2 separate regions of the Mus musculus genome follow, and region 2 is linked to region 1. A link is a loop called in an ENCODE intact Hi-C map of the cell type or tissue named here. Cell type or tissue: left cerebral cortex. All regions are shown on one strand.

Region 1 (8,000 bases):
TGAGACACTTTGGGCATGGCCATAGGCCTGAGAGAAAGTCAGCTGCTGAAGGCCGAACAGAGGAGTCAAATTTCTGCATGTGGGCTGAGGCAGGGCCCCTCCAGAGTCCTGTCCCTTCAAGGAATCCTTCCCTGGTGTGTGCAGTTTTGTCCCGATCTACTTTAGGATCTGAGAGAAAAGCCTCACTCTGAAGAATCTGAGTTACCAGCCCAACCTGTAGCCACGGGGAAAGGAAGGCGTAGCTTGAGTGGCATTTGTCAAGTCAAAACCTAAGTTGTGCTTTCTTGTTTGTATTGTGTGTTTATACTTTCATGTTTGTGTTGTGTTGTATATGTGTATGCTATGTGCATAGGGGGCGGCGTATGGACACACATTTGTGTGTGTGCACGTGGAGGTCTGAGGTGACATCAGGTGGCTGCTTCCATTGCCCTCCAAGTCTTTGGAAACAGGCTGTCCCACAGAGAAGCTCATCACTCGCCAGGGTCTTCCAGGACCAGCTCCTCATCTGCCTCTCTCCACACCTCTGCCACCAGCCTCTGCCACATCAGCCCAAGGCTGGGGTTACACGCATGCTCCACTATGCCACACTTTTTATATGGGTTTTGGGGATCTGAATTCAGGCTCTAGTGCCTTTATGACAGGCAGTTTACTGATCCAGTCATCTGCTTTCTCCTCAAATGTAAACTATTGCTTTGGGTAAATACAGATGTCTCAGTACGGGACAGCCAATTGTCAGGCCTGTAGCACATGGACCACCCTGATGGGGATGTAGTAGTGAAAAAGGCTGCCCATCTGCCAGGACAGGGCAGCTAGGAACTCCCTGTACTGTCTGCTTAGTTCTACTGTGAACCTAACAGTGCTCTAAAAAACTAAAATGTCAGAAAAATGTATTGAAAGCTACTGTGTGCTGAGGCAGACTACTTAAAGATGTGGCTTGTACTGTCTTTTCCCACGTGGCTTTGTAAAGTCATCCTTCCAAATGCCCTTTCTTTCCCTTGTTCATGCTTGAACAGTTTTCAAATCCTACACACGCTCCCCCCACCAAGGTTTTGTATGTTGTGGTGTGTCAAAACGAGTCTTCTCCAGTGTAGAAGACTATGTGTACAAAGCAGGAAGTGATTCTGGGCCAAGGACATCCTGACAGTCACCCCTCTCCTTAGTTGCTAATAAGAACAGACCCCTCAATAAAGTGTTAATTTCCACAGGCCACCTCTCACCTCTTTATCTTTGGAAGCGAGAGGAGAAGGTTGCGGTCTCCCTCCCACCCCCACCCCCAAGCAGAACTTCCAGATGTCAGTTATTAAATCAGGGGAGTTATAGCACTGGCTCTTTCCCAGGGGTGGTTGTGAAGGCTGGTGTCGGATAGTTCAGACTTCTGCTGCCTCTGCTCAGCCCACCTCTGGCCCTAGTTCACTGGTGTTGTTCTGCTCAGAACTGTAGAAGTCCTGAATAATGATAGCTTTCTAGGACGGGTTCCAGATAGAAGGCTGTGAAGCAGAAGAAGTTTTACCCTTCTTGACTTGAGCTTCCCACCTCTGCCTCCGGACCACTTCTTCAATGAGATGGGGGAGGGAACAGAATCTCACACACATCTGCCGATTCCCTAACACTATTTTGCTGATCTTCAGTTTGCTACCTATGCAGGAACAAGAGTAGTATAAAACTAAGTAAGCCCATCCCATGATACCACCTCTGCCTCTCTTTAACCTCTGGGCTGTGGTGTAAAAGATCTATGTCAACCCATGCCCTCAGAGAACCAGGCTCCACGATGAGATGGGTGTTGGACGGATCTTCGAGTCATGCGGAGGAGAAAGATGGGAAAGATAAAGAACAGACTGGAGTCAATGACACCAAGAAAGGGGAGAGTGAAGAGAGAGTGTCCAGACATGCCATGCGCTACTCGGTGACTTGGAAGGAGGTGAGGCCAAGATAAAGCCCACAGCCAAAGAAGGGGTTCCTGTGCTCTAGAAGCTATCTTAGCATGCCTTACTAAAGCCCCCAGTCAGCCATCATACCATATACTCCTCCTGGAGTATAAGGGCCATGAGATGTGATCAATGGTCCAAGGTCCCCTGGCCCCTGAGGTGGATGCTCTGTGCGAAAGTATTGATTTTAAAGACGTATATCCATCCATTGTGAGTGTTCCCGTAATACCTAAAAAAGCAGTCATTTTATCTTCTGCCTGCATGTCTCTGCTTCCTAGCTTCAGATACACTATGCCCAACTGCCTCATATCCCTGCCACCCCAGAAAACACGCAAGAAGTCCTCCATGGTGGTACACACTCCATAGTGGAGACAGGAGGCTCCCTGCAGCTTGCCTGGCCCTAACCAAAAAGTCCTCAGCCCCAATGTGAGAGTCCACATCAAAAGACAAGGTGGACCATTCCAAAGGATGGAATCCAAGGGTGGTCACTGGCCACCATGTGCATACAACAGCAGCCTGTACTCGTGTAAACCTGCACCACCACCTACATGAAAACACACCCAAGTAAAGTACATACCGGGGTGGGTATCAGAAATAGAATAATGAATGCAGTCTGAACCAATCTTCACTTTCAACAAGTATAATATAAATGTATAAATTATTAATATAAATAAGTATAATTTATGATTATATGTATAATATATAAATATAAAATAATATAAAACACACAGGAGACTGCTTGGACTCACTCTCTATTTGCCACGTCTTGACTGATTTCACCACACACTCTTGGGTGTTTGACTCGTTAGGTTTTTGGTGGGCTTCAGAAATGTGCTTGCCTGCTTCTAGCAGACTCTTCAGTTCAGGCCTAGCAAGTGTGCCAACCTTTCCCTTTATTTCCAACCCTGCCCCCTCCCTGTTTCTCATAACCATTGCCTACCCTCTTGAGAAGGGCAGAGCCCTGCCAAGAATGTATCTAGTTTCTTGCCCTTGCTACAAAACTCCTTGCATTTGTATCCTTACCTGAATCCTGGACAGTGTCTTCCTTCAAAAGTCCCTTCTCTACACTGACTTTAACATCTCAGCTTGTTTTTGCAGACTTGCTGTCTCAACTCCATTTTCTAGCCTGCAGTTCCTGGTTTCCCTTGTTCCCCTGTTTCCTTGGGGTCAGGCCATGAAGAGTCCCTGCTCCAAGAAGGAATTTTGTTTCCCTCAATCTTACAGTTTGGGATTCCCATCAAGAGTCTTCTCAAACAACCTGGGTGACTAAAGCTTAGTGGTCCTAATGTCCCAGCCAGCACTAAGCCAGCCACATATGACAAGGCTCACTATTGTCTTCTGCACCTATCCCTCATGGTTTTTTGGGGGGGGGGAGGGGGGAGGGATTGTCTTCATTCCTAAGTCTTTGACTGTCAGTCATTTTAACCGGCCCTTCTCTGATCTCCACTCCACCCCTCACTGTGCCTCCAGGGTTCTCCCTTGGTGAACAGCTTTTTCTTTCTCCAGTAGCTTGTTTCCGAGCTCCCTAGCTGTCTCCACATGGTTGGCTGCCCAGAGCCTGGGTCTCTCTAGTCTAGAGCGTTGACCTACTTTATCTATGCACAGTTTTCCTTGGATGTCTTGCCAAGTACCTCAAGCGGGAGCCACGCCAAAATCATTATCTTCCCATCCGACTGGTTCTTTGTGTTGCCTTTCCCTGCTTGGCTTTGTACAGTCATCCTACCAAACGCCCTTTCTTTCCCTTGTTCATGCTTGAACAGTTTTCAAATCCTACACGCGCTCCCCGCATCGAGGCTTTGTATGTTGTGGTGCTTTGAGATCCTCCTCAGTCCCTCACAACAGCCAGCATCTCACCCAGGTTCCTTCTCTTCAGATGGCTTCTTAGTGATACAAAATATAAAATCACAGTTGACAGGCTGCAGAGATGACTTAGCGGTTAAGAGCAGTGACTGTTCTTCTGAAGGTCCTGAGTTCAAATCCCAGCAACCACATGGTGGCTCACAACCATCCATAGTGAGATCTGACACCCTCTTCTGAAGACAGCTACAGTGTACTTACCTATAATAATAAATAAATCACAGTTGACACATGTCCTTCTCTGCTCCATTCATGTCAGTAAGCTACTGTTGTCCTCCAATCAGAAGACAAGCTTCGTGTATAGACTCTAAGCCCTATCTAGTCTGCCCTCAGACTCTTCCTGACTTCTCTGTGCTATGTTCAACTTGTACATCATATCTCCATTTAAAACTGTTTCCTGTTCTCTAACTACAAATTCTGTTTTCACACCTTTGCTTAGGTCGTGTTTACCTCATGCCCTGTTTCCTTTTGCCCACACATGTCATCAGCACGTTGACCTGCAGCGTTTTGAGTTTCTTTCACCTTCGCAGCTTCCGGGCAGCAGCGCCTGCTTTCCCTTTGGGAAGTTCCCTTGGTGTGGTGCTTCTCACAGACCTGTCCTGAGCTCAGCTCACCAAGAAACAAGAGCAACGCCTTTCTGCTCGGCTGTTCTCCTGTATAGGAGGCAGCCATGGCGCCCAGGCGGAATGGCATGATCCTGAAGCCCCATTTCCACAAGGATTGGCAGCAGCGAGTGGACACTTGGTTCAACCAGCCTTCGCGCAAGATCCGTAGGCGCAAGGCCCGGCAGGCAGAAGCGCTTCGCATCGCCCCTCGCCCCGCGTCTGGCCCCCTCAGGCCCATCGTGAGGTGTGGTCCGTGCTGGCAGGGGCTTCAGCCTGGAGGAGCTCAGGGCGGCTGGCATCCACAAGAAAATGGCTCGCACCATCGGCATCTCTGTGGACCTGAGGAAGCAAAACAAATCCATGGAGTCACTGCAGGCCAACGTGCAGCGCCTGAAGGAGTACTGCTCCAAGCTCATCCCGTTCCCCAGGAAGCCTTCTTCTCTGAAGAAGGGAGACAGTTCTGCTGAAGAACTTAAGCTGACAGGACCCGTGATGCCCATCCGGAATGTGTACAAAAAGGAAAAGGCTAGAGTTATCACAGAAGAAGAGAAGAACTATAAGGCTTTTGCCAGTCTCCGAATGGCCCGACCCGACTCTTTGGCATCCGAGCAAAAAGGGCGAAGGAAGCTGCAGAGCAAGATGTTGAAAAGAAAAAGTAATGCGCTTGTGGGAAGCCACATGTGCCTTTGCAGGGTGGCGCTGGCCACCACTGGCCACCACTCATACATAGGCAGTAAAATTTTGGTTTTTTTTTTTTTTTTTTTTTTTTTTTTTTGCCAAGATGAGGTTTTGAGAATTGACCAATCAGATGAGAGACAAGTTAACCAATCAGATGTAGGCATGCAAATAAAATGTCGTGGTAAGCATAACCCATGCATAACCAATCCAGGTGTGAGACACGCCTCTCCTAGGCCTATATAAGCAGCACCAGTTCTGGGCTTGGGGTCACTTCGCATCTGCAATCAAGCTCTCCCAATAAACGTGTGCGGAAGGATCCTGTTGCAGCGTCGTTCTTGCTGGCGAGTCAGGGCGCACACAAGATGCGCTGTTGGAGAGTTGCAATAAATTTTCCATAAAGCAAAAAAAAAAAAAAAAAAAAAAAAAAAAAAAAAAAAAAAAAAGAAAAAGAAAAAGTAAAGAAAGAAACAAAAGCAACATGTACATCTTAGCTTTGTCACCACAGCTTGCAAGCAGGCATATGCAGACTCCTCTTTTTTTGTTTTGTTTTGTTTTGTTTTTCGAGACAGGGTTTCTCTGTGTAGCCCTGGTTGTCCTGGAACTCACTCAGTAGACCAGGCTGGCCTCGAACTCAGAAATCCGCCTGCCTCTGAGTCCCAAGTGCTGGGATTAAAGTCGTGCACCACCACGCCTGGCGCAGACTCTTCTTTGTATCTCCTGAGACAATGCCTCCTGCAGACAAAGGCTGCTGCAGCAAGAACAACCTCCTACTCTGCCTCCCAAGTGCTGGGATTAAAGGCATGCGCCACCAACGCCCGGCTCACAAGCCACATCTTTAAGTAGTCTGCCTCAGCACACAGTAGCTTTCAATACATTTTTCTGACATTTTAGTTTTTTAGAGCACTGTTAGGTTCACAGTAGAACTAAGCAGACAGTACAGGGAGTTCCTAGCTGCCCTGTCCTGGCAGATGGGCAGCCTTTTTCACTACTACATCCCCATCAGGGTGGTCCATGTGCTACAGGCCTGACACTTGGCTGTCCCATACTGAGACATCTGTATTTACCCAAAACAATAGTTTACATTTGAGGAGAAAGCAGAAGACTGGATCAGTAAACTGCCTGTCATAAAGGCACTAGAGCCTGAATTCAGATCCCAAAACCCATATAAAAAGTGTGGCATAGTGGAGCATGCGTGTAACCCCAGCCTTGGGCTGATGTGGCAGAGGCTGGTGGCAGAGGTGTGGAGAGAGGCAGATGAGGACCTGGTCCTGGAAGACCCTGGCGAGTGATGAGCTTCACTGTGGGACGGCCTGTTTCCAAAGACTTGGAGGGCAATGGAAGCAGCCACCTGATGTCACCTCAGACCTCCACGTGCACACGCACAAATGTGTGTCCATACGCCTCCCCCCATGCACATACCATACACATATACAACACAACACAAACATGAAAGTATAAACACACACATACACAAAGAAAGTAGTTTGGGAAGTTTATAAATTTGACAACTCATTCCTAAGTAATCAATGTCTCAAGTAATTTTTTAAAAGGAGAATTAGAAAATACCTCTCAATGAAGAAGGTGTGGTGACATGGGTCTGTAATCCCAGCCCTTGGGAGGTAGAGTCAGGAAATCCTGACTCAATAACATCCACAGCTATGTATCAAGTTCAAGGGCAGCCTGGGGTACATAATATGTTGTGTCAAAAACAACAGCAGAAAGAAAATACAATGACTCAAATGACAAAATGAAACTATTATACAATGAAAGCAGTACTTAATGAGAAACAACTTTTATCTTTAAAAAGATAGAAGAGCTGGGTGTAATGGTACAGGTCTTTGATGCCAGCACTTAAGATGCAGAGGTAGGCAGATCTCCGTGAGTTCAAGGCCAGCCTGGTCTGCATAAAGTTCCAGGACAGCCAGAAATACCCTGTCAGAGAGCAAGAGGAAGGGGGGGGGAGAGAGGGAGAGAGGGAGAGAGGGAGAGAGGGAGAGAGGGAGAGAGGGAGAGAGAGAGAGGGAGAGGGAGAGGGAGAGAGAGGGAGAGGGAGAGGGAGAGGGAGAGGGAGAGGGAGAGGGAGAGGGAGAGAGAGAGAGAGAACACAACAAACTCCAAAGCAAGTAAAAAAAAAAAAAAAAAAAAAAAAAGACTTATCAAAATCTACAACAGAAGCCGAGCAGTGTTGGTGGTGTGGTGTTCCAGAACTTGGCAAGCAGAGGCAGGTGACTCTGAGTTAGAGGCCAGCCTGGTCTACAAAGGGAGTTCCAGGACAGCCAGGGAGCTACACAGAGAAACTTGTCTTGAAAAAAATTAAAAAGGTAAAAAAAAAAAAAAATTTAAAACCTACAACAGAAATAAGTGAGTCAGACAAGAGAGAAAAGCCATGAAACCAGGAGATAAACCTTCCCCCATCCTGACAAAACAAGAAGATTCCAATCATTATTATTGCTGAATGGGTTATCACCACCAAACCTGCAGAACTAAAAAGAATTCTAAGGACTAGCACCAGCAATTATACCATGATAAATGAGATATTCCAAGTGCAACAGATTCTTAGAAGTACAATTTTAACACATTTACACAATGGAGATGTATGTATCTGCCTGGCCTTAGACATGTGTTCCCAAGGGTGTACATGAAGAAGCGTTGGGCATATTCTCAAGAGTGACTAGTGACAGGTGATGATGTGGCTCTGCTTATCCTCTGTGTGACTGCTCACTGACTTCCACTGCAGAGTGGCACTCTCTCTGTCTGTCTCTCTGTGTGTTTCTGTCTCTGTCTCTGTCTCTGTCTCTGTCTCTGTCTCTGTCTCTCTCTCTCTCTCTCACACACACACACACACACACACACACACACACACACACACACACACATACACAGGGTATTCCTGCCTGTCCTGGAACTTTATGCAGCCCAGGCTGGCCTTGGACTC
Region 2 (8,000 bases), 270 kb before region 1:
CAACCAATGGCAGAAAGGCAGACAGTTGCTGTGTAACTGCGGAGGAAGACTGTCTGGGGACAAGTACCTAAACCAAGCAAAGGAAGAATTTTATTAACTGCCAAGAGAGCAGATATTACTCGGAAAGGATATAAACTGATCAGATATCAAGTAGCTTAGCTATGAATTATACTTTCAAATACTTATATAAATAATTGTAATGATTTGGAGGAGAATGAGGAATGACATTACGAGTGGCGTTGGGAGCTATTTAAGAAACCTAAGTAACAAGTGTCCCACACAGGAAATAGATTGAAACATTGAGAGTCAGGAGACAGCCATGGAAAGCTAAGTATTCAGAAATATGGAAGCAATTATCAGCAGAAACAATGTAACGAGCAGACAAGCAGGAGAGGAGATAAGGGGACAAATGAATGACATAAGGAGGTTTGGCATTAAGTCCTATACATAACTATTCAATTTTAAAAGCTAAGCATCCATACAAGTTAAAATATATATAGATTAAAAGCATAAACACAGTAGATGTGACAATATTAATACCAGATAAAACAATATTTAAGCCAAAAGTATTATGAATGAAAAGTTATTTCATAATGGTAAAAAGTTCTCTCTACCAAGAAGACACATTGTTGTGAATCTTTATCCTCTTGATTACATACAGTCATTAAGTAATAGTCTTAATATGTATTAAAATATGACAAAAACATTGGCAATAACAAATTTATCAGAACTCTTTATCCAAATCTTTCTCAAAAAGCTGAGATTAAACAGACAAAATAATTAATTCTGGATTCATGTTGAAGACATGAATAGTATAATTAAGTAGAACATATTCTTACACAACCATGTAAATATTTGCATATATATATACACACACACACACACATATCTCTACATACATGCTTTTCAGTTGACCTTAGAACACTCATGAGATACACTAAGTTAAGGGCTAGTGCGGGAACTCAGCAGGTAGAGGTGCTTGCCACGGAGATGGATAACTTGAGTTCAGTCCACAGGACCCACATGGTAGAAAAAGAGAACAAATTCCCACTAGTTGTCCTCTGGTGTTCCCACACATGCCCACACACAAAACAAGTACATTAAAATGTAATTCTAAAAAACTTAGGAGGCACTGCTCAACAATACACATTAAAAATCCCAGTATAGTTCAACAGGAACATACATTATGGTTATCCAGTCTAGGACCATAAGCAGTAAGATTAAAAATAAAGAAAGCAAAATGGCAGGAAAAAAAACTAAATCACGTACACACGTTCAATGTTAATCTCTACAGTAAAAAAGAAAATTTAACTGATATTGTTAACTCTTTTGAAATGGACAGTATATTTAACAAGACAAAACCTGAATCTTAAAGGTGGCAACTATATCTTGAAGACGATGTGTCAAGGCTGGAGAGGTAACTCAGTCCTGAAGGTACCTGCCAGTAAGCTCCAGTTCACACCCCAGAAACAAAGGAAACCCAGGAGTGGTGCTGGGTGCTTGTAAGCCAGCCCTAGGGCAGCAGAGACTCCTGGATCCCTGGGGTAGCTGGCCTGCCAGCTTAGCCTAATTAGAAAGCTCCAGGCCAGTGTGAGGCAACCTGCCTGAGAAACTACCCAAGGTCATCCTCTGCAAAACACACACACACACACACACACACACACACACATGCATACACGCACAAACACACGCACGCACACGCACACACGCACAAACACACACACACACACACGCACGGGCACACACACACACAAACACACACGTGCACACGCGCACACACACATGCGCACGCACACAAACACACACACACACACAAACACGCACACGCACACGCACACACACAAACACAAACACACACACACACACACACACACACACACACACACACGCACACACCATACTAAGTAGACCAGCAGGGGAGGGGCAGTACCTTCTGCACAGTGCAACTCTCAACACGGTTTTCAAGCCTTTTCCATCACTCAGATCACCCAGCGAGAAATCCTGTAGCCGCTAAAACCAACCACCTCCTGTTCCTCTTCCCCAGGCCCCGGTAACTTCTAATCCACTTCCTATGGATTTCTCACTATTCCATGATAAGAGAGCCACCCACCTTTGGTGTTCTTGGGACGGCCTTATTTCAGCTGTCTGTCCTCAGATCTCCTCCGCCATCACATTCAGTATGGCGTCCCCTTCTATGGATTAATACTGTCTTATGCTAGGGACATCATGGCCAACAGTGCCTTTGAAAGAAGGAGAATACAGACAACAGATCAATTACTTTGGAACAAAGAGAAAAGAAAATCTCTCCTTAGGTTGGACATGGTGGCTCATGACTTCAATCCCAGCCCTCAGGAGGCAGAGACAGGCAGATCTCTGGGAGTTTGACGGCAGCCTGCTCTAACAGATACTGTCTCAAAAACAACAAACAAACAAACAAGAATCTCTCCTTGAAAAGTTCTCTGCTTAAGTTAGAAGAAACTTCTCCCAGACCCAGAAGACAGGTAAAGGGTTCCAAACACCTAGAAATACAGGATGTCTAAATCACTTTAGAAGAATAACACAACCCTGAACAGACAGAAGTCTTAATAAATAGGCTAAGAAGAAAAGATTTCCTACTGAAAACATAGGGACTTAAAAAAAAGCCTGTGAAGTGAAATTTTTCTCTGAGCTCTTAGAAACTCAAAAGTGACTGTCCCTGCAGGTTTGTGCCAAGAGTCCAGGACAGTCCAACCCTGACAAATCTCTCACTAGAATGGAACATTTGCAAACTAAAGAAGAAAAACAACATGTATAGTCTTCTCTCACAATTTCCACCAAATCCCAACCTCTCTTTCCAAGTGAATTAGAAAAAGAATTTTCCTTTGCTAATTTCCTTACTTATTGGTGAAATAATATGAGTGTCCCATAGAAGCCAGGGTGATACAGGCTCAACAACCACAAAGGGATCGAGACCCACAGGTTGAGAAACACTGCTCAAAGGTCTTTTCTCCTTAAGGACAAATACCAAAGAGGCGAATTTTAATGAAATGAAGAAAATTTTACAGCTTTTAGGAAATACGAGAGTACACATCAAAAATAAGAGCGCTCATGTTTTAAAACTGTCAATGAGCTCAGCGGTCTGTAAACTCCAAAGGGAATTTTAATCGGATATTTAGCGGAAGTTGGCAAACCGACTCCAAATGCATCGGGGAAGATAGAAGTATGAAGAACCGACAGAAATACTGAAAAAGCGAGGATAAAGAGAGGAGAATTGCTCTGCCAGATTGTGAAACAAACCGCCAGACTACCACAGAGCGGGGTGATTGCCGCGCGGGAGAGATTCTCAGAGAAGCTCCATCTACACCCTGGGATTTATTTCGTCACCCAAGTGGCGTTTCAAATTAGTGTGAGAAGTGGTAGGACATTTGCTGTCCACTGGGAAAACACAGATCACTGCCTTGCATCACAGGAAAGGCAATTGATTTCAGGTCTAATTAGAGAAAGTTCCAAATAGAGACTGCTGAACTCGGGATAAGCAGGGTTGCTGGCTGGGAACCAGATTTCCCGTTCAATGCCCCAGGCCGGCTGTGAGTGGGAGCGCTAACCCCTAGGGACCTCCCTGCCTTGGTGTGAGAACCTGCAGGAAGACTGAAGTGTTCTGAGGTGTGTTTTTTAGTCCGTATGCTCCTTCCAAGTCCTGTTTCATCAGCTTGGAGATGCCCAAGGCCCCCAAAACCAGATCCTCCTGCGATTTAATGCTATTTCTGAGCTGGTACTGGTGCCAGAGAGCAGATGGGGAGGTCAGAGGACAACTTCAGGGAGCTGGTTTTGTCTTTCCACAGTGTGGGGCTTGAGCTCAGGCTCAGTTCACCATGTTTAGCAGCCGTGGACTTTAGGGAGTGATGTGTATTCCATTCGAACCTGTGCTGCCCAAAAGACCTTTTCACGACATCGGAATTATTCCCTGTCTTCACTGTCCAGTTCAGTAACCACAGGTGTGGGAGTGTTAACACTTAAACTGGGCCTGGCACGACAGGAGCCAAATGTGCCACATGTGACTGCCAACGGATGTCTGTGAGGCCATCAGCCTCAGCCCCTGGGCCAGGGCCAGGTAGGACCTCGTGGAAGTCCCACAGTGTAGAGCTGGACTAGAACCAGGGCAGTCTTCAGAGAAGCTAGTCTAGCTTCTTACTGATTCCAGACCCAGCTACAAACTTAGTAGCTTAAAACAGTTCCAAAGAATTATCTCACACTTCCGGAATTCAGGAGGCCAAATTGATCTTAATGTAGGAGGAGGAAATTGAAGCATTCACGAGGCTGGCTCCTTGGGGACTTAGGTTCAGAGGCAGAGGTGAGCAAGAGGGATGGTATTTTGTACAACCTGCGCACTATCTTCCTGACACTAGAGAGGTAGTGACTGTCTTTTGAGTTGTAAAGTTCTACAAACAGAGCAAAGTTTAAAGAAGATTAGCCTGGCCGGGCTGTGTGTGAGTAGGTGGAGATGGGGGAGGGGTGCTGGAGAGCAGGGAAACTAGTGAATAAACAGAAGCATGGGATGTTTTGTTTCAGAGGGAACAGGCAAAGAAAGTGTCTGGCAGAAAACACCTTGTCAAGCAGAGAATGTCCTCAAAACATCACCAATGGTGCTAAACAAAACATGACCACAGTGGCTTAAATCGTTTCAGAAAGAAACATAATTTCTGATTTTATTGGTTTATGTACTCGAGGAATTTGTGTAATTGAAGGGTCTGTCCAATGACTTTATTAATGCCTAGCTCTGTTACCCAGGAGTGCATGTTTCTCTGAAATACACTGCATACGGGAGACACTGAAACCTTTCCACTTGCATCAGGTCATTTTCTAAGCTCAGCCAATGACTCTATCTGAAGGAGTATGGTGGCCCAGGTATTTGAATGAACACAGATAAGATGTAAGGCTCAGGGGCCATCCTTCCAACAGCCTGGGTTTTTAGCACAGGAAGTTGTGTTGTTTATCATCTGCCCTTCACCTTGAAGAGAAAGAGAGAAACAAGCCCGGCTCTTACTTACCAGATGGCCCTCTCTCTGTGGCTTGGGTGCCATCTGGAATTGGTTTTGATAAATCCAAACACTAGAGCTACATTATCTTTCTAGCTAAATATATCAGGTAGTTCATTAGCCTGGCAACCTCTGCCTTGCTTTCACTAGCTAAACAAGATAGGACTGGAGACGGAGTGTGGGTTTTGTTCACCAGGAAGCCACTGAAGAGAAATCACTCTGCCTTCAGTGACCTCTAGAATGATTTCAAAGATCCAGAGGCCAGCTGAGTCCCTGAAGGGGTGTAGACACTGCCCTGGGGACCTGTGGATAGCGGCATCTGGCAGGATGCGGGCGGGGCTTGGCTGTGTTTCTGATCCTGGGTTATTACTCAAAGCACTCCAGTCTCCGGACACCTAAAGACTAAAGGCAGCCAGAAACTTTCCTCCTTCTCTTTAGAGGATTCTCATCTTTGCATTTGTGCACATACATAAAAAGGTAAAAGTAAAATCATTTTCCAAGCTTGGAACAAAACCCCAGGCCTGCCTCACCCAGCCTTTCCACGGCTCGCTTTCAAATGTGTTCCCAGCTCCGCTGCTTCTTTGGATTTTTTTCTTGTCTCCCTATTTTGGTTGTGTGTGTGTGTGTGTGTGTGTGTGTGTGTGTGTGTGTGTACATTCAGGTCCATGTGTATGTGTGTGTGTGTGTACACATTCAGGTCCGCGCGTGTGTGTGTATGTGTGTGTGTGTGTGTGTGTGTGTGTGTGTGTGTGTGTACATTCAGGTCCATGTGTATGTGTGTGTGTGTGTGTACACATTCAGGTCCGTGTGTGTGTGTGTGTGTGTGTGTGTGTGTGTGTGTGTGTGTGTGTGCACATTCAGGTCCATGTGTACACTTATGTGTGGTATGTGGTGTGAGTATGTGTGTGTCTATGTGTGTGTGTATAGGGCAGAGGTAATTGAAAGGCCCCTTCCGTTTTATCTCGCACTTTGACTTTGGAGAGAATATGGAAGAGAGCCTTGCTCACTGAGCAGGAAGCTCAGCCATTCGGACAGCCTGGCCGGCCAGTGAGCTCTAGAGATCCATCTGTCTTTTTCTGCGCCTCCTGTGGCACAGACCAAAGAGTCCAGCTCCTCCCTGGGTGCTACTAAGGCTCTGACCTGCTTAGTAGAGAGCACTTTCCCAACTCAGCCATCTCCCTGGCCCTGCATCTCCATTCTTTTTAAAACAAATGTTAAAGTTTGTATATGTGCACACAGACAGCCTGGTCTCCAGTCGAGCAAAGGTCTGGAACCCCGGGGACCTGTGAGTGGTGATTTCCATCAACATGGGACAGAAGGTGTTAGATTATGTCTCCTGGACCCCTGGTTCCTGTTGAAGTTACTACCCCCACAGCCCCCGCAAGAGAGGTGTGTGACTATCAGTCACATAGATAAAGCCCCAAGCTTCTGGCATTCTGGCTAGACTCCACCCCCACAGTTATCTGACTATAGCCAAGTATGCTCCTCCCCACAGTTACCTGGTAGCCCAGCCCACTATAAAAGGGGCTGCTTGGCCCCTCCTCGCTCTCTCTAAGCTCTTACTTTGCTTACTATCATCTCTAGTCTTCCTTCTCTCTCTCTCTCTGTCTCTCTCTTCCCCCCCTCTCTCCACGTGGCATGGCCAGTCTCTCTCCCTCTTTTTACCTTCTCTCTTTCTCCCTGCCTTTCTACAATAAGGCTCTAAAACCATAGACTGTCTCTGCTGATCAAGGCCCACTGTGCTTGAACGATGAGATAGGCTTTCCCCTAAAGACCTACATCTAACTTCTCCCCAGAAGGCCTTCCTGCACTCCAGCCACAGACCAAACCAAGGACTTTTATCTGCTTGGGAACCACCCAGCACCACCTCTCTCCCTGCCCTCTCTTCCCTTCAGCCCCGGGGCTGACTGAGCCGTCCCTGGGGCCCCCATTTTGTTCTCAGCTCTTCTGCGGTGTCCAGCGGCATCTGGGATCCCCGAGACTGAGAACCTGTTATCTCTAGCTTCCATGAGGCCTAGAGACCTAGAACTTGTCCACCCCCTTGGACTGGGTCCTGAGCTTCCCACAGCCAGACACCTACCCGGGGCCTCGTGGAAAGCCTATGGCAGTCCTCCTTCGTCCACCAGCCCAGAGCACGGGAACTCTGGCAGGACACAGGTTTTCTCCCACTCCCTTTATTCCCCCATGCCCAGCGCCCAACATAGGGGTGTTTTGCCTGAATGTATGTCTGTGTACCACATGTGTACAGTGCCCATAGAGGGCAGAAGATGCCTTGGAACTGGAGTTAGAGATGGTTGTGACCCACCATGTGGGTGCTGGGAATTGGATGCAGTAACTTTAAAGACTGAGCCTTGTCTCTAGCCTGCATGTGTCCAGACTTTTTAAAAACATACTTTTGGTACATATCTTTATGTTTCCATTTTACGTCGCCATTTGTTCAGAAGGAGAGAATCTGCTCTCACAGGTCACAGGCTCCCTCTCAGTGTGGTCCTCTCCATCACTCAACAGCAACAGTGAAGGTTTCCATGTCTATGGAAATGGTCCTTAATGCTCAGCTCTTCCCTGGGCCGTAGTTACTGCCTTTTCTTTATTCATTAAACCTTCATTGCCCTTCCTACAACAATAATATTTTGTTTGTTTTCTGGAAACAGGGTCTTACTTTGTACAGTCTGTAAGGCTGTCCCGGAGCTTAGTATGTAGCTCCAGCTCGAATTCACACCAGTCCTCTACTTCAGCCTCTCGAGTACAGGAATTTCAGGTGTGAGTTCCCACGCTTGACTCAATAATCTTTTGTGTTTAGATTTTTATGTGCCAATTGGTGATCTACCCTTATTCTTATAAATATCTCCAAATAGCAGTTTCTCCTTTCTTTGTTCACATAGTAAGTATTTATTAATAGTAAGTATTTATTAATATTGTTTTCCTTTGGAGAGACCCCTTCTTTAATAGTCTGTCCTTCTGTCTGTCATTCCCTGTCAACACAAG

The links. A loop is a pair of places that touch in the nucleus more often than their neighbours do. Peaks named below come from ENCODE experiments on the same cell type or tissue, not always from the same donor. Only the 100,000 strongest peaks of a DNase experiment are listed, where the experiment ranks them.
Region 2: a loop joins it to region 1, with 2.1 times the contacts of the local background. A loop is called at or near these places in 2 of 42 quality-filtered maps.

What each region holds. Positions count from the first base shown.
Region 1 is chr1:39,594,459-39,602,458 of GRCm38, reverse strand. It overlaps Gm51620 (a long non-coding RNA gene), which reads right to left. Exons shown (of 3, transcript XR_003947781.1): 2 at 4,233-4,726; 3 at 3,940-3,983. It also overlaps the pseudogene Gm5100. Among named protein-coding and RNA genes, the nearest start is that of Gm51620, 6.2 kb to the right of the region's middle. In left cerebral cortex, no CTCF peak of the experiment used is centred here; a DNase peak (open chromatin) is centred at 3,542.
Region 2 is chr1:39,865,441-39,873,440 of GRCm38, reverse strand. No RefSeq gene overlaps it. Among named protein-coding and RNA genes, the nearest start is that of Gm35600, 17 kb to the right of the region's middle. In left cerebral cortex, no CTCF peak of the experiment used is centred here; a DNase peak (open chromatin) is centred at 3,303.